Regions from separate parts of the Homo sapiens genome. Here regions 1 and 3 are each linked to region 2. The links are chromatin loops, found by intact Hi-C in ENCODE. Cell type or tissue: mammary epithelial cell. All regions are shown on one strand.

Region 1 (5,000 bases), 430 kb after region 2:
TGGGATCTAGGGTTATGCTGTTACCTTCATCTGCAATTTCCCTTAGAAGAGGAGTCAGTGTACCTTCATTTGTATTAATAGAATTTATCAAGATACTTTGCACATTGTAAATACTTATGTATTTACTACTTAAAAAAAATCAGTTATCTGCGTTTTGAAGTTGCTTCAGAATTGTTCATGTCCTTTCTTGGTATCCCTGACTTTCTACAACTTGTACTTACTCAGAAATGCTTGGTACATATTTGCTGATATATCAGTGTGGTTGACTTTTTCTTTCCTCTCCAGCTGGGAACAAATTGATAGGTGTATATAGGTTGAGTATTGCTTATCCAAAATGCTTGGCACCCAAGTGTTTCAGATTTCAGATTTTTTTGGATTTGGGAATATTTACATCATAAACGTACCATTTGAGCATTCCAAATCTGAAAATCCAAAGCCCGAAATGCTCCAATGAGCATTTCTTTTGAGCATCATGTCGGCACTCAAAGTGTTTCAGATTTTGGAGCATTTTTTATTTCATAGTTTTGGATTTGAGATGCCTAACCTGTACTATCTTCTAATTATTATCATAAACAGGTGAATGAAGCTCTCAAAAGTCTGCCATACATATTGACTAAGAAGGCCCAAGCCAATGGCCTTTGTGACCGGAATTTCAGCACGGTTTATTTCTACATTAAGGAGAAGAACTTGAATTACCAGTAATTTTTTTTTAAGTCCTGCCTCCTTCCAGAATTTGAAGAATACAACGAGAGTTTCTTTCTTTCTTTCTTCTTTCTTTTTTTTTTTTTTTTTTACAAAGAAGTGTGTGGTCTGTAAGCTGCACTCTTTTAACAAGGGCTGAGCCCCAAGGAGCCCTTGGATGCATCCCACGTGATTTAGAGGAGGAAATTGGTCGCGGTCTTTGGAGCAGCCATGCCCGTGAGGCCCGGAGATGGGGCAGGATCACCTTCAGAGGGAGCAGCTCCCTGGCGGGCATGACCACCACAACTAGGGGAAATGTCAGCAGAGAAGATAAGTTGAGGACTCAGTGCAGAACAGCTTAGGGAGCCAAGAAAGCTGTCAGTGGATGGTGGAGGGAGGGTTGTGGTCTTTGGGGGGCTGGTTAAAGACTTAAATCCCCGAGATTTCCACGGGAACTGTGGCCGAGGCATTCCCTCCAGTGCCCACACTGCACTTGGAAGCTTCTCCCCACTAGGCAAGCGGAAGTTGTCCTGAGTGAGAGGGTGATGAGCTGAGTTAGGAAACTGATTCCTAAATACTCAGAGTCCCCTCCTCTGTTCTACATAGGCATCTCTGAATAGATGATTTTTGACATTTGACAAAATTGATGGCAGAGAGACAGGAGCTGAGTGATTGGTGCAGCGTTTCTCTGCACCCAAAACGTCATAGTACATGTGTCCTGAAATGTGTGGGCATCTCATCCACAGGGAAACGTTCGAAGTCACAGCTGCACCTATGCCTTTTATAGAATGACTTTCTACCCCAGCCCCTGCAGGTTAGCAAGCCTTCTGGAAACTAACTCTGACACCGCACCATTTTAGAGAATGTTTTTCACCTCTTAATAATAATCATAGTAACTCTCTCATGGGGCCCTTCCCCACACAGTTCTGCATGCTGAGTTCACTGAAATGGTCTGGCCCTGTCACTGCAGGTCATGGTATTTTCCTGCTAGGAGTTTCGGTTTCTGTTACAGACTGTGTGTGCCTGAGGTTTGCTTCTCTTGGCTGCTCTTCCACAGTGGAATGTTCTTTTTGAAATCGATGACTTTCAAGGTGATCATTACGTGCCAGAGACCCCTGTGAGCTCCTTCAGAACACCAAATTTGGACTCTCCCCAGCTCCCGAGCTGGCTGTCAAGGGTGTGAGCTGACAGTTGAGATGATTAAGCCAACTGACATCATGCCAGGAAATGCCACAATTTAGAAATTCATGTCAATGCCCACTCCTCATTCTATGAGGAAGGCCATGTGCAGTTTGCCAGAAATACTATTGAGAGGCACTAAATAACTAGCACTGATGAGTCTCTATTAAAATAAGATAACTTACTATACATTTCTTAACATATTTATGTTTACACAGGAAAAGCAAAACCATTTGACATTAGTTAAGACTTTAATTTTACTCTTTGAGCAAAGCAAGCTATATAACTAAGCTAAAAGGAAGGCAAAGACAATTTGCAAATATAAAATTGCTTTAAGGAGTCAACGTAGAGAATGATGCTATTAAGATTATCATCAGAATTCAATTACAATTTCACTCATTTTTAGTTATGAAGAAGGAACACATCCAGAAGTGCTGTGCTCGCCAACTGTTTAATATTAATTAGTGAAAACGGTGTTTCCTGATTTAGCCATGAAAGTTAGTAAAGCATTTCATTTCAAATAAATTTTTATTGAAAGCAAATTTTAAAACTACCTGGGGTTGTGTTCAGCAAGGCTTGGGAATTTGAACTTTTTCACATGTGAAAGTTTAAACCTTTTTCTTTTCCCTGTTGTGTGCAAAAATCTCCTTTTGTTTGTCCTCCTGTGGAAATCGTTACTTTCACCCATATATGGCTCCAAAAATATAAACCATCTTAGAGAGGCTGTTGAAATTATTCACTCTTGGCCTAGAGCTAATTGTGGCTTTTCACTCCTAACAGTATCTTATGAGAAAGTTGTAAGTGAAATTAGGGTCAAAATGCACATATGAAAGCCGTGTAGCATTCTCAGAAAAACCACACATGGGCTGTTTTTTCTGTTGTTTTTTTTTTTTTTTTTTTTTGAATATCTGTTTATCAAAAAGCTGCCCATGGTGATTCAGAGCCACATTTTTCCTCTGTGTGTATATACTGGAGAACTTTGACCACGCTTGCTGATTTCAAAGCAAGGCAATATCTTTTCAATGACATCAGCTTCCACTCCCTGTACCGGGAACTCACCGTTCTCTGAACTGAAAGTTGGGAGCTGGTGCCAAAGGTTGTCTCACCTGTGACTGCATTTCCTGTAAGCCCAGTTCACCCTGGCGTGGGCCTGGCCGATTCAGATAATGACACACACCTCTCCAGTTCTCACAAGCAACAGCCCCAAGACTAACTCTTCAGTCATCTCCAGACTATGACCCAGGCCATGGAGAGCAGCCACACCTGGAGAGGAGCCTGCCCTTGCTCTCCTGGGCTGTGCTGTCACTGGCAGTGAGAGTAGAACTGTCTTCCCTTCAGAATCACTGAATGATCAATAAAAAACTCTCAGCAGGGCGCAGTGGCTCACGCCTGTAATCCCAGCACTTTGGGAGGCCGAGGCGGGTGGATCACAAGGTCAGGAGATTGAGACCATCCTGGCTAACACGGTGAAACCCCGTCGCTACTAAAAATACAAAAAATTAGCCGAGTGTGGTGGCAGATTCCTGTAGTCCCAGCTACTCAGGAGGCTGAGGCAGGAGAATGGCGTGAACCCGGCAGGCGGAGCTTGCAGTGATCCCAGATCGCGCCACTGCACTCCAGCCTGGGCGACAGAGGGAGACTCCGTCTCAAAAAAAAAAAAACAACACTCTGACCCTTGTGGGCAGGAAGTGAGCCTTATAGGTTAACACGTGTGTGTGCCACAGCCAGAAGCCCCCGTGCCGACCCCTCTTCATGACATGGTTGGGGCTGCAGCTCCTAGGGACACAAACACATGAGATTCGGGGCCACAGGAGACCCCTACAGTGAAATGACAAAATGCCTCCCTGTGCAGCTCAGGCAGTGGACACCGTGTGATAAGAAATGGAAATAAAACCACCGTGTTTTTTTCTGTCCTGTAGCAGGAGGGTAGGTGCCTGCAAGCTTGTGCATTTCAGAAAGGGTGAATGACAGTGGATTCAAATTATCTCAAGGTGTTAATCCCCCATTTACATTGTGCTTCTACTGTATTGACAGACTCCTCTAGTAAGTATAAGGAAAAATTATCTCCTGGGATTCAAAGGACCAGCCTGCTCAGAAAACGGAGGAGATAAAGAATTACACACAGACACAGACAGATACACATACAAACACACACAGACCATACACACATACACACATGTAGATATGCAGGCAGACACACAGAGAGACTCACAGACACACATGCGTACACATAGACACACAGACACACATACAAACACACACAGACCATACACACATGCATACATGCACATATGCAGCAGACACACAGAGAGACCCACAGAAACACATGAATACACATAGACACAAAGACACACATACAAACACACACAGACCATACACACATACACACATGCAGATATGCAGGCAGACACACAGAGAGACGCCTACAGAGAGACTCACAGACACACATGTGTATACACAGACACACAGACATATACAAACGCACACAGAGCATACACACACACACGCAGATATGCAGGCAGACACACAAAGAGACTCACAGACATACATGTATACATACAGACACACATATACACATACATGCACACAGAGACACACAGAGACACACACGGACATACACATATATACACATGTACATACACAGATATACATACACACGTATACACATGCAGATATATAGGCAGACACATGGAGAGACACACACAGACACACATACATACACAGACATACACGCATGTACACACAGACACTGGGATATATAAGTACATATAGACACTGTAGAATGATCTTAACCATTCCTCTCTTCCTCCAGTAACTCACATTTCTAGGTGACTCTGATTTTCTTTAGCTTTAAACGAAAAAGCAAAATGCTTTCTATAATACCTCTTTGTTTGAAAGTATATTTTTAAAAAGATTCTGAATGGAAGATATTTTTTTCAAGTCCTCTCATCTTTTACTTTTCCGCTGGTGATATCCTCACTGAGTCCATTTGGACAAAGACCGTGGAGAAGCCATTGGGCGTGACACCCGGCGTGGAGCCTGCCCTTTCAGAGCAGGTCAGAGCCAAAATAGACAGCAAAGGAGAACTAAATCCAGGTTGAACAATGCTGGCCCAAAAATAGCAACAGCGTTTATGAGCA
Region 2 (5,000 bases):
TGAAGCGGATTTATTGATTCAGTGTCTTAGCTTGAGGGTCTAATAATGGCACTAATAATTTTCTCAATCGGTTGGCTGAATCATGGAACCAGAGGTGACCTATACGACTTGAGGTTAAAATGTCAGAACGTTCTTGGTATAACATCGAGAAACATACCCAAAGGCTCAGGGAAGTTAGAATGCAAGAGTGAGTTCCTGTAGCAGACCTGCTCACCCACCTGGATGTGCCTTTCCCTCAGCTGAGCCGCAGTGCAGACTTCATACTCAATTGTAAGCCATGGCATTACCAGTCAACGTGAGCCATCATGAACCCGTCATTATCTGATGTACTTTTCCAAGGATTTTATTACATGTTATTGCAACTCAGGGAGATAGGCAAGATTTATTCTATTGCTACTTTTCTGAGTTGAGAAAATTGAAGTTCACTTAACATTATGCATTTTGAATATTGATAAAAATAGTACATGTATCTGTGTAGCTATCAATTTGAATAGGTGAACAATCACGATAATAATGGATCGATAGTAAATTTATTCAGTTATGAACAGTGCATTCAACCACATCTAAGGATAAATATTAAGCAAAAACAATTCAAGTCACAAACTTAAAATACTCTAAGTAAGGTCATGCCAAACTACTTTAAGAATATATCTGTGGTAAAAATACATTCTAGGCTACATTACATAGAGTGAGATTTGTGGGAAATAACTTGCCCTTTTCTTCTATTAAAGGGCAGAGTTTTTTGGAAAAAAAAAAAGATAGTTCAATTTCCTCTCTCCAAGCTGTCTTTTTAAAATAACATAACATAACACATAGTTTGACACAACTCCACATGACTCAGAAGCCCTTCTTAAAATAAGACCAGACCACATTCATGGAGGCTGAGTCACCTCTAACCTTCCAAACTTGGTGAGGATTACTAACCAGAACATATTTTTATTCCTAAGATAGTATGAGAAAGTTCTGATCTTGACAGTTCACGTAACATTCAATCAATTATACCATTGCTCTATCTCTAAAGTTTTCTTTTTCTCCTTTTCTCAGTGTCTTACCAAGAATGAAAGGCAACCTATGTAAAAACTATGGGCTTTCTAGTATAAATAAAAACTACTCATCTCCAGAAAATAAACAATGACTGCTAAGATGATTGAAAAAAGAAAGGAGAAGAAAGTAGCTTGTAAAAGCGTGTGAAATGCATTCACGTTGGAATCTCCTACAGGCACTTCAGGTAAGAATTCTACCTTATCCTCTGTGTTTTACTCCAGAAAAGCATTTCCTTTTCCAGATCCAGGAAAAAAAAAAACTTTTTAAACAAAATTCAGCATTTTTTAATTAAAAATTGACACTAATGCGTATATCCTAGACTGCACTGCATTGCATATTATGCTGTTGTGTGTGATAAGTTTACGTTTTCACGATTCTGTCTGAAAGCTTAAAGATGTATGTTTTACAAAAATAGCTCTAGTACAATAGGACAATAAAACGTGAACTCTTGAAGATCTGAATTGGAATTATTTTCTGACAGACTATATTTTCAATTTCTTTATTTGATAAATGAAGATGGATAACATTGACCTCATGTGTAACTACAACGAATTCAAGGGTGTGGACATGTTTTTCAGGTCTTCAGACTGTAAACATTTTAAGTGTGATTGCTGTGAATGAAGGAAACCCAGAGCCATCATGACAAGCCTAAACTCAAAGGGGACTGATTTCTTCTACACTGAATGTTTCATTAGTGACAGGGCCCAGATAATAAAGAATTGTGCTCACTTCCTGTGAGTGATGGCTTTCCCTCAATTGTATGCTGAGTAACATTTACAGTATTCATTTTTAAGCACCCATCTTCCTGGGAGCCCTATTTCCCCTAAGCTTTCAATTGATCCTCCTAAGAGCAGAGATCACTTAGGCACTGAGCTATGCAGCTGCTGCCTGAGTCTCCTGGACGCCTGCCCTCACCTCCAGCCACATGAAAAACATTCAAGCTTTAACTTCAGAAATGTTCTCTAACCCACTCCCAGACACCCAACTGATTAAATCATAGATTAGAGGAAAAAATTCTTGCCTGAAATTGTCATCTTGCACGTATGCTGATGTCCAGAAGGACACATCCTGGTGGGAAGTGACTGCATGTTTTGTTCATATTACAAGTCCTGTTGACAAAAGAGAATAATACAGGTGTCCTCCTGAAACTGTCACCACAGTGACCTTCCTCAGTCAAAAAGAAATATAAATATTATTGTGTTTCTCGTGTCTGAGGCACCTCTGAAAGCATTTATCTTTTCAGAGAGTTCAGCACTTCATCTCACGGGTTAATTAAACCAACCTGTAGTGGCAAAGTTTAGTGGTAGTGAAAATAAACATAATCCTCTTTCTGTTGCCCAACCTTTCAGTTTCATTTTGTAATTTTTCAATACAGGGGCACAATAAGTGATAATCCTGGATTCCAAATGATTTCCACTTCTTTCTCTGCCACCTTCCCTGCCCCAACACCTGCCATCCCTCATTTACACAATTCAAGTAATCAAGGGGCAGTTTGGCTCCCTTTTTCTGGAGGCAAACTTTTGCAGAGTTTTAACTTACTCAGTGGGAAGAAAAGCCCCCAAAACACTGAAGCATACCAAGCAAATAAATAAATAAATGCACAAAGGCTCCCTGCGGTTGTCTGACGAGGATACTGGAGCAAGCAGCCTGAAGAACAAACGTCTGACTGTTGAAACAGCGAGACAGGAATAAACCCATGGGGCCACATCTGGGAGTGTGAGTGTGTGAATGGAACTAAGCTGGTCTCCCACACAACAGGAATTCCACCAAAAGTATGCGCTCTGTATGGGAGGACAGAAAAAAAATGTGTTTAAAATATCACTAAGGAAACCCAGATACATTATCTCTGCCAGACTACAGAAGACAGTACAGTTAGTGCTTGTCTCAAAATGACAGAAACAGAGAACATGCTTTGATGATGTCGAAGATGCAGGAAAATAGAAAAATAAAAACGGTGGAAAGATTTTTTTTTAATGCCCTAAAATGAGCAAGACGCCTCCCTTTTCATAGCACCAGGAGACATTTCCATTGCTTTTTTTTCATGCTTGTGGCTTTTTGAGGGCAAAGAGTAAGTGAAATCCAATAATTTGGTCTTTCTGCTCCAAAGTTTTGGCTGCCATAAACTTATTGTTCGAATATCAGAATGGTTGTTCCTGCTTTGACGCCTGTGAAACAATTTGTTTCAATATCATAGCACAGTTTTAAAAGTATGTTTTGACTCCAGAAATATGTTTGACCTCAGAATTTTGAAAGCGTGTTTTGACCTTTAAACTCTTACTTCAAGAAGACATATGTGTGCATGTGTGTGTTTGTAGGGTGTGTGTGTGTGTCTTGTAGAATCTCACATTTTATTCAGTAGCTTAGCTCCATTTCAATGCCAGTTAAATTTTAGCATTATAATAATACAATGAATTACTCTCTAAAAATAGGTTGAAATGTATTTCTATTTGTGAAGTTTAGGCAAATGACACCATCTGCAATATCCTTTAACAGATTAGCTATTGTAAAGGCATCATCTTTAGGAATAATACTTTTCTGCATCATAATAATTTCCTGTTATTCCTAAGGCAAGTGCTGGATGATTGTTGTTTCAGTGTGGATCAGCCTGACTTCAATCCATCTGTGCTTCCCAGGGCCGACTCCTGAATTCCTCCTCCATGCCATCATACCTTATTGGCTCTCCTGCTGTTACGTTCAGTCATAATGTTAAAAACTCAGACTATTAAAATGTAAAGATATGAATTCTTTTTGAAATTGTCAACATGGAAGAGTCTATCTACAGTCTGCTTTTAATTTAGCCGCAAAATGACTTAGCTGATGCAACAATTTCACATGCTGAGGAAGAGTTTTCGATTGCCGAATTAGTGTGATAAAGTGATGGTGAGGTTTTCTGTTGACTCTGGAAGCAACAACAAAAATGGTGGTGCTCTTCTCCATACCCATGTTCATAGATATATCGTTACAGATGACACTCAAACTTTGATTTTTTTTCTTTTTTGGCTGACTGCTTGAAACACATGTAGCCCCAGGAAACAAGTAGAGCCACCCCAGGGAACTAAAAAACAAGTGAGTAACCGAAGACTCTAAACCATGTGCAGTAGAAATCCTTGACTCTTGTTACAGAGATGCCTGGAGGTTAATCCACATGACAGGGATGAATTATCTATTGATGGGATATTTTTAAAATATCACCCAAAAGTTTGTAAGCATATACATAAAATTAATTCAAATAATTTAATGTGAAAGCTGAAGAATGAATCAGTAAATTTTAAGAAAAAAGTAAACCCAGATAATAAGACAAATTGTAGATAAGAACAATCACAAATTGTTGATTCTAACATGCAGTTTTCTACTGCTTAAAACCCTTTGAAGTCTTAACCAAATACACTGTCACCATTTTTATAAACTCATTTATTGTGAACCATTTATTAATTGATACACAAGCACACACTTTTTAGAGGTAGATATTGCAATAAATAATTCTGACACTTTAGTTAACAGTTTAATCAACTAAAAGATAAATTCCCGACAAATGTGTTAAATGACAAATTTTATTTTTCATCATAACCCACGTTTGAGTCTACAGGTGGTAGTTACAATATCTAAAGAGAAATTTATATCATATGTCACTGGATAAAACAAGAGGCATGGTCTGACTTTGGGAAAGGCTGAATATATAGCACAGACAGGCACTTTTTAATGGGCTTTTGCAGGCCTCAATAATCATTTTCCAAATACATTTGCAATAAGTTTCAAATAACACACTTCAAATTAAAGATCATGTAGATTCAAATGTTTTACTACCAATATTTATCCATTTACATACCATAAAATTGCAAAATTGAACATTCGTACAAAAGCATTTTAAAATGCCCCTGACTAAAATAATATTTTCTGCAAAAATACAAGTCATAGACTCTTAAGGACCCTGACAATTTTTTTTCTGCATTAGAACA
Region 3 (5,000 bases), 390 kb after region 2:
TTTTCTCATCTGTTAAAGAATAGACTCTCTTTATCAGAAGGTTGCTACGAGAACTCAAGGCAATGATGCTAGAAGTTGTGTAGCACACTGCTCAGCAGGTCATAAATGGCAGTTGTAGTTATCAGCCTCTCCGACTTTAAATGTAGGTGGCTCTGGAGAAAAAGAAGCCTCAGCATCAGCACCACACAGATCATCTGAGTCCTAGAGCCCAACCAGCCTTGGAGGCCACATGGTACGAAACAGCAGCCAGACACCAAGGTACTTGGTACCAAGACAATACTCCTGATCTCCATCATGAACCAATCTATGCCTTATGGGTGAGCTCCCATGAACCCGAGGAGGAACCACGGATGTGAGCTGGCTCGTGCACCTTGTCCATTCCCTGCCTGAGAGGCCTCTTCTGAGTGCCCAGGTGAGGCTGCACAAGCCTCTGGGGTACTTCCTTCACATTCCTTTCCCTTTTCAATATCTACAGGCATTTATGCTCCAGGCATCTGTAATCCCAATGCTTTGGGTGGCTGAGGCAGGAGGATCACTTGAGGCTAGGAGTTTGAGACCACCCTGGGCAACATAGTGAGAACTTGTCTCTACTAAAAAAAAAAAAAAAAAATGTAGCTGGGAGTGGTGGTGTGCACCTTTAGTCCCAGCTATCTGGGAGGCTGAGACAAGAGAATCGCTTGAGCCTGGGAGGTCAATGCTGCAGTAAGCCGTGATTCCACCACTGCACTCCAACCTAGGTGACAGAGTGAGATCCTATCTATGTCAAAACAAAGCCAAAAAGCCTTTATACATCTCTTGGTTTTCAAATGAACGCTTATATAAAAGCCTGCTGTATAAAGCAGATCTAAGTAGACCTGCCCAGTTTATGCACAGATCAGTGAGGGACAGAGCGGGGAACCGGGTGGCTGGGAGGAAAACATGGGCACGTGCACCTTCAGTCCTAGCTGCTGTCCGGGCTGGTGAAGGATAAGGCGAGGCTGAGACTCTCAGACTCCGAATACAAACAGTATCATCCGGTTTCTGATTTGTTAGGGTGAAAAGGGAGAAATACAATGTGACCAGTCTATTCTGGGCCCACAATGTATTAGCAATTACCTCCCAACCACCACCCTGCAACATAGTATTCAGATTAAATTTCCCTGGGAGAACAGACTGCAAGGCATGGAAAGCACCTTTTACAAAATTAGGGACCTGTGGATTTCCAGAAGCTAAAAATGATAACGGGCTTTTATTAGGAACCCAACAGGGGGCCATAACCACTCCTAAAAAACCTTATTAGATGCAGCCCACACAGGCATTCTGCAAGGAGATCTCCGTCCCCAGGGCATATTCCTTTCCCAGGAGTGGAGTGGACGGTGCTAGGACCCAACAGCACACATGTGCAAAGTGTTTGGCCAGTGTTCTGGAACGCAGCCTGTGGCTCTTCAATAAAACTTTCCTCAGAGCAAACAAGCAGGCTCTAGAGGTAATCACACATAGTCTCTTATTCCCATTAGCAACCCCAAACAAGCAAGTGGCCTTACCCAAATAGTAGAGAAGCCTAGGTTATTTTTAAATCTGCTCAGTTGAGTGTGTTTCAGAATTTGTGATTTCCTAACAACAAAAAGCTTGGTACCACTGTTGAAATGACAGGAGAATTCCGAAGCAGGCGGAGCAAGGAGAGAGAGAGGCAACCTAGGGCAAGGCTCGCATTACAGATGAAGGCAAAGAAGGAAGCCCTATGTAGAGGAGACTCTTTCTGTCTTTGGAAAGTCTGATGAAAATCGGGTCTAGAAAACCAGCTATGACTTTGGAGATGAACAGAGGAATGCATTAGGCGGCTTTTCTCTCAACGTATTTGGCTTCCTGTATATTTAAAAATAAATGTCTTCCAAACTAGCTTCGAGGACTGCATCCACGAAAGCAGCCTGGCTGCAAAGCCCAGGAGGTCGCAGCAAGTCAGGGAGGTGGAGGCCTCTTGGTTTTCCATCATATTTCTCTGGAGGCTTCAGGTGCTCCAGGAGGGCACCGCCTGCTGAGTCGGTTCAAGTCAACACGACACAGCTGGAAACCCCACAGCCTGGGCAGTTGAGCCGCCGCTGTGTGGTGGGAACACTGCACCCCCTCTGAGCTCCCGCCACCCAGCCTTCCCAAGCCACGCTGCCACCCTCCTGCAGACCTGGGTGAAGAGGGGCAAGAGGCTGTCCTACAGAGATGCTGAGGGTGACAGCTGCAGAATCACCAAACCTTGCTTGGCTGAAAACAAACGTGAATTCCACATTTTAATAAAACAGAAATTTTAATCTTCTGGACACCTGATGATACAAGTCAACCTATTTCTTCTGAATCGCATCTGAAACCAGGAGTTATCACATATTTCAAGATAAAACCGGACCGGGCTTTAAATGTATGATATTATTTCATAATAAAATTTACTTTTTAATATACCTAATAACTGAAAACCTAATGCTACAGTCCGCCATGCTTTAAAGAGACTCACGTAATGACCTGAAGGAAAATTTCCCTCTGAGATAGTCATTTCTTGGACAACTCCTTTCATCTGTAAAGGAGGAAATGAGTCAGCTTTACTAAGCGTTATCTCATGATTGGTGTTTTGTTATTCAGTAGGCAGAGAACACATTTTGTTACCTATAAAGCCTGTTATTACCAAGGGTACAGGTCACTACTGAAACCTCCTCTTCAAACAACTACAGGTACTGTTGTCAAAGATCTTAACAGACTCTGATTGGAAAAGCGCCTGGCTGGTCACAGGACTGCATGACTCACCGCTCTGTTCAGCATTAGCTAAACACAAAGCTGAAAGAACAGAATCAGCTTCATGATGTCATTTCTTCTCTATGTGTCTTTAACATCGCTGAGATATGTTAGAGGTTGTTGAGTAATACACGAAGCTTTCAAATAAGAAGAATGTGTCTGAGATACTTAGAGTAAGAACACATTTCAGGGTTATGTTTGAATATAAACATAATACATGCTCCAGGAATTCAGGGTTTGTGTTATTTGTTGATACAAAGTGTTCCGCAAGGTTTTAGAGCATATACACTAATCACCTAGGTTGGTTAAAGTTTAACTCAACTGAAATATTTTGGACTTAAAGAACCACTTAAGATATCAAGTTCTCAGAACTGATTGAAAAGAAAGAGCTCTCATCTACAGTTACCTGAAACATACCAAAAATTTCCCTGCAAAGATCATAAATGTTTCAGAATCAAGGAGAAATATGAATACTGTTTCCATATAGGTGGTGGGATACATTAGTACCTTTCTCTCTTCTTTCTATTCTTTACATATATTTAAGGAGCAGCCATTGCTTTTCTAGTTTAAAAAAAAAGTAGAAAAAAAAGTTTTTCGTTTTTCTCAGTTAGCTCTCTATGGTGAAAAACTCAAAAGCCAAAATGATGGACTCAGTAAGTTGACAGCCACCTTAAATCTGTGTTGACACCTTTCTTTGTAATGTCAGCAAAACTGTGTGACTGAAGATGAGATCACTGTTTACCTAGCTCTGCTATTGGTCTGAAACGAGCAAGTGTGAAAGAAATTCCCATATTTATCTGTTGGTGTAACCCTTGCAGCAATCTCTCCTAAGAAGTTGAATCACTCATTTTGGTAAGACCCAGCCAAAGATGAAGAAAGTATATTTAATCCAGCTGATGAGACGACTTACTTGGGCCAGATTTAGTTGGAAAGTTGCATGCTGGGGCAGGGTAGGGAGTGTTTCATTTGGGAAACGTTTGGTATCATGTGAAAAAGTTATGTTTCTTTCAAATTGAGCAAATCACTATTTAACTTCCTTTTTCCAGCCTTGCCTGTTTGCTTCTGGGAGGCCTTAAGAAAATATAGAAGATGTGTCAGACTCAAAAGAGGAAGTTAAGAGTCTGAAATGAGATGCCACATTCCCCTTCCTTACTCCTAAGTAATATAGCTTGTTTGTTAAGAAACTTGCTTCTATACACATTGTCCAACTTGTTCTGTGAAAGTTGTAGCGTTCAAATAATGGGTAATTTGTCACTAAGTTGTACTTTCATGGAAATATCACTTGAGCAATAACTTTCTAATCTTTTTTTTTTGGAGACAGGATCTCACTCTGTCACCCGGACTGGAGTACAGCGGCACCATCTTGGCTTACTGCAGCCGTGACCTTCTGGGCTCTGGCAATACTCCCACCTCAGCCTCCCTAGGAGCTGGGGCTACAGGCACATGCCACCACGCCCAGCTAATTTTTGTAGAGATGGGGTCTCACCAACTTTCCAGGGCTGATCTGGAACTTCTGAGCTCAAGTGATCCACCCACCCTGGCCTCCCAAAGTGCTGGTATTACAGGCATCAGCCACCACGCCCCGCCAAGCAAGAACTTTTGCCCTCTCAGTCCTCCACGATCAGACGGAGTTCTGAGTCACTTTTATGCCCCCTTCACACAACTTCACGCCGACTGTTTTTCCTCGAGATACAGCCTCTGCTCCGTGCCCTGACTCAATGCCAGCTCCTAACTTGCAGTTGTGTTCCTTGCTGTGACATCCTATATGCTGAATGTCCATGGAGAAGTGTGGCTCACTTTAACCCGACTAATTTCTAAAAAATAAGTCATCACAACCAAAGATGGGCATCATGTTAAAAGACAGCTTTCAACACAATCCATGTAGCCCTGAGGGTAATACAAGGTACACCAGGTACCAGGTATACCAGGTGTTTCCCATGTGTGCTTCCAGACAGATTCCAACAGTCAGTCATGACCAGACAAATATGTTTCCGATAAGGACATAGGCTTGAGATCACTCTGAAAAGCAAGGAAAGTTGTACCACAGCATGTTTATATCAACTGATCTTGGACTTGGGACAGTTTAAAAGAGATGAAAACAACAGAGTAACTTCATTTTTTCTTGCAACTCATTCAAAATGTATGAATTTTGCAACTTTTTTTTTTTTTTTTTTTTGAGACGGAGTCTCACTCTGTCGCCCAGGTTGGAGTGCAGCGGTCTTATCTCGGCTCACTGCAAGCTCCGC

Evidence for each region. A loop is a pair of places that touch in the nucleus more often than their neighbours do. Peaks named below come from ENCODE experiments on the same cell type or tissue, not always from the same donor. Only the 100,000 strongest peaks of a DNase experiment are listed, where the experiment ranks them.
Region 1: it touches region 2 in a loop (5-fold over the local background); 8 of 110 quality-filtered maps call a loop at or near these places.
Region 3: a loop joins it to region 2, with 4 times the contacts of the local background. A loop is called at or near these places in 6 of 110 quality-filtered maps.

The regions. Positions count from the first base shown.
Region 1 is chr10:3,808,260-3,813,259 of GRCh38, reverse strand. LOC105376364 (a long non-coding RNA gene) reads right to left here. Exons shown (of 2, transcript XR_930580.3): 2 at 4,743-5,000. Among named protein-coding and RNA genes, the nearest start is that of LINC02639, 23 kb to the left of the region's middle. RefSeq lists enhancers at 1,216-1,375, 1,676-1,925, 2,213-3,412, 3,540-3,865, 1,589-3,865 and a cis regulatory region at 2,800-3,145. In mammary epithelial cell, no CTCF peak of the experiment used is centred here; DNase peaks (open chromatin) are centred at 1,769 and 2,949; H3K27ac peaks cover 4,836 bases.
Region 2 is chr10:4,239,732-4,244,731 of GRCh38, reverse strand. LINC00702 (long intergenic non-protein coding RNA 702) reads left to right here and starts at 820. Exons shown (of 3, transcript NR_108040.1): 1 at 820-909; 2 at 1,045-1,228. In mammary epithelial cell, no CTCF peak of the experiment used is centred here; DNase peaks (open chromatin) are centred at 881, 1,951 and 2,751; H3K4me3 peaks cover 1,831 bases; H3K27ac peaks cover 4,111 bases.
Region 3 is chr10:3,850,256-3,855,255 of GRCh38, reverse strand. No RefSeq gene overlaps it. Among named protein-coding and RNA genes, the nearest start is that of LINC02639, 19 kb to the right of the region's middle. RefSeq lists enhancers at 1,825-3,024, 3,733-4,089. In mammary epithelial cell, no CTCF peak of the experiment used is centred here; DNase peaks (open chromatin) are centred at 2,705 and 3,545; H3K27ac peaks cover 3,104 bases.